2 separate regions of the Homo sapiens genome follow, and region 1 is linked to region 2. Evidence: chromatin contacts called from ENCODE Hi-C or POLR2A ChIA-PET data. All regions are on one chromosome and are shown on one strand. Each heading gives the region's core, a stretch centred on a gene start or an enhancer-like site at or near the end of the contact. The rest is flanking DNA. Distances are from core to core; before and after follow the strand shown.

What was found. Hi-C counts contacts between places; a loop is a spot of excess contacts on that map. ChIA-PET counts read pairs that join two places held with the same protein, here RNA polymerase II (POLR2A). Pooled maps may share reads with other maps.
Region 1: a pooled map shows a loop between it and region 2 (4-fold over the local background). The contact joins the enhancer-like site here to the promoter of ELOB in region 2. A Hi-C loop is called at or near these places in 4 of 50 pooled maps. POLR2A ChIA-PET finds 5 or more read pairs at or near these places in 2 of 52 experiments (H1 and naive thymus-derived CD4-positive, alpha-beta T cell).

Annotation. Positions count from the first base shown.
Region 1 is chr16:3,002,745-3,006,751 of GRCh38, forward strand. No RefSeq gene overlaps it. Among named protein-coding and RNA genes, the nearest start is that of CLDN9, 8.2 kb to the right of the region's middle. RefSeq lists enhancers at 1,019-1,977, 1,124-1,418, 3,224-3,518 and silencers at 1,083-1,376, 1,124-1,418, 1,363-1,462, 1,473-1,562. Within about 2 kb of position 2,092, at least 13 of the 41 ENCODE cell types and tissues checked have a DNase peak (open chromatin) inside an H3K27ac peak, as active enhancers do.
Region 2 is chr16:2,774,273-2,778,576 of GRCh38, forward strand. ELOB (elongin B) reads right to left here and starts at 3,008. Exons shown (of 4, transcript NM_007108.4): 1 at 2,965-3,008; 2 at 2,721-2,855; 3 at 1,179-1,284. The coding sequence starts at 2,967. RefSeq lists a silencer at 2,999-3,128 and enhancers at 3,199-3,338, 3,986-4,304.

The DNA of each region.
Region 1 (4,007 bases), core at 842-3,341, 230 kb after region 2:
CGCATGCCTGTAGTCTCAGCTACTTGGGAGGCTGAGGTGAGAGGATTACTTGAGCCGAGGAGATCGAGGCTGCAGTGAGCCATGATGGCACTACTGCACTCCAGCATGGGCGAAAGAGCAAGATCCTGTCTCAAAAAAAAAAAAAAAAAGTTTCTATATTCCAATTTTGAATAGATTGACCATTTTATCCTTTTTGTTCTGAGCTACCAGATTCGCACCCATCTGTCATTTACAATTGTTCTTAGGAACTTTAACACAAATGCTAAGTATATTATCACCAAACTTTACTTTTGAATTGTGATATCGTTTTATCTTTCTTATAAGATAACTGAATGGAAATCTGTGCACCTTGACCCATCCACACAGGATCCTCATACCTGAGTTGCAATGGGTAAACAGCAACGAGAGGACAATCTCACACTCCACATCGGTGGCGTCGGGGGGCGGGCGCGGTGGGTCATGCCTGGAATCCCAGCACTTTGGAAGACTGAGGCCGGCGGATCGCTTGAGCCCAGGAGTTCGAGACCAGCCTGGGCAACATGGTGAGACTCCATCTCTACACAAAATATAATAATTAGGCCGGGCGCGGTGGCTCACGCCTGTAATCCCAGCACTTTGGCACGCCGAGGCGGGTGCATCATGAGGTCATGAGTTCGAGACCAGCCTGGCCAACATGGCGAAACCCCGTCTCTACTAAAAACACAAAAATTAGCCGGGCATGGTGGCGGGCGCCCGTAATCCCATCTGCTCAGGAGGCTGAGGCAGGAGACTCGTTTGAACCAGGAGGCGGAGGTTGCAGCTGAGACTGCGCCAATGCACTCCAGCCTGGGGGATAGAGCGAGACTCCGTCTAAAAAAAATTTTTTTTTTAAATTTAAAGACCATAATAATTAGCCGGGTGTGGTGGCGTGCACCTGTAGTCCCGGCTACTTGGGGAGGCTGAGGCGGGAGAACTGCTTTAGTCCGGCAGGTCGAGGCTTCACTGAGCCAAGACCGCGCCACTGCAATGTAGCCTGGGCGCCAGAGTGAGGGGCTCAGTCCCCAAAAAAGCCACCTAAAAAACAAACAAAAAAAAAATTGGTGAGGCGCCGCGCCTCGGTGTCGCAGCGAATCCGCAGATCCTCAAGCCAGGTGGGGGCGCCCACTGCGCGTGTGCAGCGCCTGATAGCCAGGCTAGCTGAGGGCGGGGAGCAGCTGCGGCACCTGGGACACAGCGATTGGCTGGGACCAGGAGAGGGCGGGAAGAAGAACTTGGCGGAGCGCGCTCATATCTCTGATTGGCTGCCAAGGGTAGCCCTTGACAGCTGCCGGGTGGGACCCGTAGACCGCGAGCGCACTGGCCCGTGATTGGTTGGGGTGCGGCGGCGAGCATCTGCGATTGGCTGGGCCGCTCGGAGTGCGGCGCTTGGCCACCTCCCGAGGTACCAGGTCACGGCTGGCGGCGCGCTCTGGGGCCCTGGGCTGGCGGCCGCAACCGGGGTGGCGGCCGCAGCCAAGCTGGCGGCGCGGCTGCCCCGCTCCAGCTCGCACCCGCGGCTCGCCCGCGCCCGCGCCCACTCGCGATTGGGCCGGGCCCGCTCGACGCTGCCGCCCACCCCGCTGCCCCCGCCGTCCCTGCCGCACCCGCCGTTGCCCGGCCTGCCGCCCGGCCTGAGCCCCGGGCCGCCGACGCCCTCCGCTCTCGCCCTGGCCGAGCTGCCACCGCTGCCCGCGCTCCCGCTGCGGCCCGAGCCGCTGGCGCCCTGGGGCCCCGGCGCGCATCTGGCACTGCCCGAGCTGCCGCCCGAAGCCTGCTCACCCGCGCTCTCCGCCGCCGTGCTCGCACTGCAGGACCTGCCGCGCCTGCCCGCGCCCGCGCGCTCCGCCCGCGCTCCTACCGCTGCTTCCGCTGCCCGTGTCCGCCGTCGCCTCAGCCCCTGGGCCCGTGGGCGCGCTCGTCCGCCCGCCCCTGGTCTCCGAGCCGCCGCCGCATCCGCTTCCGCCGCTGCCCGCGCGACCCTCTCCCTTCAGCCTGCTGACGGCCCCCGAGACCCGCGACCCATGGCTGCTGTCCGCCTTTCCCCTGCCACCGCCCGTGCCCCTGTCCCCGCATTTCTTCCTGTCGCCGCCCTGCTGACCTGGCCCCTCCCGCGGCGGGTGAGTAGGCAGCCCCCGACAGGGCCAGTGCCCGTAGCCACCTTCCCCGGGCATGGATTCAGAGGACGGGGGTTAGAGCCCAGTTTGGGGAAGAGAGAAGGAGAATCGGAAGCAGCTCAGGTTTGGTAGAGAAAGGAGCGAGTCTGAAAATAGACTTGTCTAAAGATTCGGGTCTTCCATTTTCCCCTGCTGCCCTCCAGCAGGCCTCTTGCTAGGTTATTTGAGAATGTAACCCGTCCCCTGGGCTGATAACCTGGCTAGTGATCAGGGCAGCGGGCGGGGCCCACAGCACGTGTCCAAGGAAATGGGGATCAAGGGTATGAAAACAAAAGTTTAAAGTGCTGGGCCGGGCGCGGTGGCTCCCGCCTATAATCCCAGCACTTTGGGAGGCTGAGGCTGGCGGATCACCTGAGGTCAGGAGTTTGAGACCAGCCTGACCAACATGGAGAAACCCTGTCTCTACTAAAAATACAAAATTAGCCGGGCGTGGTGGCACATGCCTGTAATCCCAGCTACTCGGGAGGCTGAGGCAGGAGAATCGCTTGAACCCGGGAGGCGGAGGTTGGGGTGAGCCGAGATGGTGCCATTGCACTCCAGCCTAGGCAACAAGAGCTAAACTCCGTCTCAAAAAAAAAAAAAAAAGTTTAAAGTGCTTTAACTATATCCAAATATTTCATTTCTCTTATAAATAAAGGGTCTGGATGCCATGGCTAAGGCCATCCTCAGTGTATGGCTCTTGAAAATTCTGATCCTGCCGCAAAAGTCTTTTTTTTTTTTTTTTTTTTTTTGAGACGGAGTTTCGTTCTTGTTGCCCAGGCTGGAGTGCAATGGCATAATCTCGGCTCACCACAGCCTCCGCCTCCTGGGTTCAAGCGATTCTCCTGCCTCAGCCTCCTGAGTAGCTGAGTTTACAGGCATGCGCCACCACGCCCAGCTAATTTTCTATTTTTAGTAGAGACGGGGTTTCTCCATTTTGGTCAGGCTGGTCTCAAACTCCAGACCTCAGGTGATCCGCCCGTCTCCCAAACTGCTGGGATTACAGGCATAAGCCACTGCGCCCGGCCTTTGAAAAGTCTTCAGAAGTCAAATTTTCAACTGAAACAGATCCAGGGGTCGGGCTGGCTGTGCGCACCAGGGAAGCAGTGGTGGGGATCGATACTGGACCCAAGGGTCACATGCAAGGGCTGTGAAGTCATCCCCATGGGACAGGAGAGCTTCCCCCACCCCCACCCGGGCTGGGCCCTGAGAGGAAGCTCCTGTTCTCTCCAGCTTTGCCTGCACCCCACCTGCCAGTTTCTGTGCAGCCTCTACAACTTAATAAAGTTCTCTTTGTTCCCTAGGTGGCCTGAGCTCAGGTAATCAGGCGAAAATTCTTTCTCAGTGGGCTCTTCTCCAGCAGCCTAGGACTGGTATCAGAAAGCCAACCTTGACCCTGGGGGACCTCGGAGAGCCCGGGACCCACCACCAAGAAGGGCAGTGTACTAGTTCTTTGTGACTGCAGTAAAAATTTTATTTTTTAATTTTTTTTATTTTTGGTAGAGATGCGGTTTCACCATGTTAGCCAGGATGGTCTCGATCTCCTGACCTCGTGATCTTCCCGCCTCGGCCTCCCAAAGTGCTGGGATTACAGGCGTGAGCCACCGCGCCCGGCCTGACCGCAGTAGCAAATTTATACACACTGCATGGCTTCAAACAACAGAAATGTATTCGTTACAATTCTGGAGGCCAAAAGTCAAAAATAAAGGTGTGGGCAGGACCCTGTTCCCTTCACAGGTGCTAGGGGAGGATCCCTCCTGCCTCTTCCAGCTCCTGGTGGCTCCAGGCCCTCTGTGGCTTGTGGCCGCATCACAGGAGTTCCTGCCTCCGTCTTCA
Region 2 (4,304 bases), core at 1,758-4,257:
CTGTGTCTATGCCAGCCCTGCACCTGACTCTTAACATCACCATCTGGGCAGAAAGAGCCCACAGAAAGGCTCTGAAGCTTCCCATCTGTTGGGCACTGGCAGCAGGCCAGACCTGGGGTGCATGAGGACTCAACACCACCTTGCTGTGAAGCCAGTCTCATCACACCCCTTTAAGGAGAAGGGAACACTGGGGCCAGGAGGGGCAGGAGGGCAAGGTAGCTGGCCAGAGGATATAGCTGCTGAGACTGAGGCCTAGCCTGAACTTATGGAACGGAAAGGTGGAGCTAGGACTCTACTCTTCCTCTTCAGCCTTTGCTATGTTCCCTTACAGGCAGAAAAATAAGAATTCCTTACAACTTTATCCAAGTTTTCTCAGCCATCCACACAGCTGCTGGGTCCACAGCTGTGAAAACACAGCTCTATAACCTCTCTTCAAGTTCCTAGAGACAAAATATTTTAAATCTCCCCTCCCTTTCTCTTGGGTGGAAGAAGATATCTTGGCGAGTAGTAAACCACTCCCTAATCCCCAGGTTTCTAAAGCTTGGGCAGGGGTGGGGTATGGCTGATGGAAGCCCAGGCTCTGGATCTGAATCCTAGATGTGGCAGTCCCAGCAGATGACCTAACCTCCCCAGGCTCACTTTACTGAACCTGAAAACTGGCAAAATCCAAATCTCAGCCACACAGAGATGCAGAGGGTTTCGGTGATACATAGCATAGAGCCTGGTATGATGTCTGACTCCAGCAAGGGCCCGGCAGTCAGCATCCTAACCGTGGCTCCCTACGTGACTGCTGGTAAGCCTGTGTCCTCATCTGCAGAACACGGATGATGGTATGTGGACTTCCCAGGGCTACTGAGAGGATGAGACAGGGCAGTGGAAGCCACACACAGAGTAACATGCAGAGCACGGAGCCAGGCACTCACTCAGCCTCCTGTAAATGTGAGCTGGCTTCACAAAATAAGCTTTGGTTTCTGTAAGCATCTCATTTGGTTGCTTCTTTTTTAAAAAAAAAAAAATGAGGAAACAAACACATTGTGAAAGGATATTGCCAGCCCTTTAGGCACGAGGAAGACACTGCCCTGAAGGCTTCAACTCCAGGCTCCCTGATGACCTTCTTTGGAACAGTGTTCCCAACCTGCTTGGCTACCACCCAGCCCAGTGGGTGGTGGGCCTCTCACCTGCCCGGAAGGCCAGCCCCACTGTGGCTGGGGCCTGTGGCCGTGCTGTTTGACTGGTGAAGCCACACTCGCCCAGTGTCTTGCCATCATCCAAGAGTTGGTCATCCTGAGGAGAGAAGCAGGATCTTGGGAGAGGCCCTACATGGGGCAAGTCCCAAAGACTTCTGACCAGCAACTACACGGGAAGTCAGAGGAGGGAAGAGAGAGTTCCCTCAGTGTGGCCCAGGACCACCACGCTGCTTGACAAATACACAGATTCCAGGGTTATATCCAAGAACTTCTAAATCAAAACCTCCCAGGGTGGGACTTTAGAATCCGGTTTTATCCAAATTCTCCAGGCAAATCTAATTTGAGGAGCCACTGAGCTATCTGGAGATAGGCAGACCTGGCTTTCAATCCCAGCTCTGTCACCCTGGACTAGGCATTTGAACATTTTTTTATTTTAGAGACAGGGTCTCGCTATGTTGCCCAGGCATGCAGTGGCACAGACCCAACATAAGCGCTATCATAGCCCCCTCCAGCTTGGAACTCCTGGGCTCAAGCAATTCTCCTGCCTCAGCCTTCAGAGTAGCTGGGACTACAGGACCATGCCACCACGGCTGGCTGGTAGTTGAGCCTTTTGATGCAAAGTTTCCTCATCTGTAAACTAGGAATTACCAGAATTCTCAATTCGTAGGGCCACCAGAGGGTTTCAATGAGCTAGGAAGAAACATAAAGCACTAAGTAGACATGTGGCACACGGGACATGCACAGGCACGGTCATTTAATATTTGCTAAGTCCCAGTAGTTATGAGTGAGGAAAGGCCTTTAGAGACCATGGGAGCTGAGGCTCTGAGCCTGGAGCTAAAAGTCAGTTTCCCAGTTTCCAGCTCTAGAATCTGAACAATGCACTTGGGCGACAACCTCACAATGTTGGGAGACGTAAATCAGAGGCTGATGCATCTGACTCCCCAATGCAGACCCCAAACCCCAAGCCATTCTGACTGAATAATCTCAGTTCGTTTGCAAGGGGAAAGGGGGGCTTCTAGGACATCAGCAGGAGGTCGGGAGGTAATAACAAACGGTTGCTTGGTGAAGAACGAGTGGGACCTGACTTTCTTTGCATTCACTGAGTTCCCCACCCTCCACCCGAAGGAGTGTCCGGGGGGACAGCGTGATTCCGATGGGCCTGCGAAGAAGGGTGGGGATTAAGGGGTCGTGGTTCGAACCCTGGCGCTGCCAATGACCTTTGGCTGGTTAAGCGACCAAGCCGAACCTCAATTTCGTCAACTGCACGGCGCGGGCGATACCGTTGCAGGGGTTGCATGCCACGGTGCCCTCGGCGCCCGGGGCCCGGCACGAGGTCTAAACATCGCCCCCGGACCGGAGATCCCCGCGGCGAGCGCAGCTCGCGCTTCACCCGCACAACGGATGTCCCAGTCCCGCGGCTCGGGCGCCCGCAGGCGTCGCCGGCCGCTACTGTTTACATCGCGGACAGCGTAGGCGTCAGCCCCGTGCCCGGCGCCGGGTACCCGCTCCCCTCGGCCCGCCCGCGGGACCCACCTTGTACAGCCGCTGCTCGTCAGGAGGCCGCTTGAGGATGCCCTCGACGATGCGCTTCAGTTCGAACACCGTGCTGGACTCCTTGGCGTCCGTGAAGATGGTGGTCTTGTGGCGCCGGATCATGAGGAACACGTCCTGGGGGCGGCGGGCCGGCGTGAGCACGAAGCCCGGGCCCCCCGCGCGGCCCAGCCGCCCCCCGCCGCCCCCGGCCCGGCCCGGCCGCCCCTCCCCCACGCCCGCTCACCATCGCGGCTGCTGCCTCTCCCCTCGACGCGCCGGCGCAGCCGCGCTCCGCCCCGTTCCCGGCAGCCCGCGCGTGGCCCAGCATGCCCCGCGCCGCGTCCCTTCCCCCGGCGCAGCCCCGCCCCGTGCCGCCCCGCAGCCGCCGCCATTTTAAGTGATCTGGAAGCGGGCGGTATCGAGGGGCGTGCGGCCGCCATCCCGACGGCGGGCATGGCCTTTGGAGGCGGTGGCGCCGTCTTGGGACTGGCAGAGGGGAGGTCCCCGTGTTGGTGCGGTCCGGCGGGCTCCAAGCTCGGGCACACCGAGCTCGGGGCCGTCTTGTCGCGGCGTAGTCGTGGCCGCCATCTTGGGCAGGCTCCGCATTTGGGGTCTTCTGGCCGCCGTGCTGGGGACAGTCACCCCCGCTCCCTGACCCGGGCTGGATGCGAGGACTGTCGCCGCTCAGAGGGGCTTATGACCTGTGAAGAGCCCTGGGGGCTGCTGTTGGGCTTAGGGATGGCCCGGGCGAACTCCTTGGGCTAGAAGAGGAGGCACGGGAGCGGTTGGCGACCGCTCTTCGCAGGAGGAGGGAAGGGGCAGCTCCTTGCCCCAGGAGCCCTGGGCGCCTGTCCGCCTTCCTGCTTGGCTGCATTTCGGCTCTGAAAAGGCCTAGAGACTTGATTCTCCTGGCTGGCCGCTCTTTCCACCAAGGCCCTGTTTCCTGAATGCTGGACACTATCCTGCATCGCCCCAAGTTACATTTACATGAGAGTGAGGGCCCCCCACTTGACCTCTCCCTTGCAGAGACACCCCAGGCTGGGTCGTGCTGGGCGGGTGTCGGAGGCGGCGTTGGAGAGATGAGCCAGAGGGTGGCCCTGGACGCCAAACCGCCCTGCAGTCCTCCGAGCTGCGCTTTGAGGGCTGTTGAGAGAGGGGTGGAAGGTGGAGGTGCGATTTTTGCCTCGGCATCTAGAGAGGCGAAGGAGCAGCCCTGGGCTCCGCTGCTGACTGTGGCCATGGGCCGTTAACCTCATCAAAGCCCAGTTTCCTCCTGTTGTAGATGGGAGAGGAACAGTTTTTGAACTGCGTAGAACCTCGGCAAGTCTTAGCGCTGCATTTGTGTTTTCTAAGCTGTAATTCTAGTTATTGCTACTTTTGACTTGTGGAATGTGGCTCCTCCCTGGGGAGTCCTCCAAAGTCCCTTCCCTCGTGTGACTTCCTTCACTGCGGTTCACTGCAGCCCCTACCCCCGCTCCCAGGGTCCTCAGCATCGCAGTCCCTGCAGAACCTGTCTCTTCTTCATGACGTGAGTCATGAGGCATTGGACAGGTAATTGCTGGGAAGAGCTCTTGGCCAGGCTAA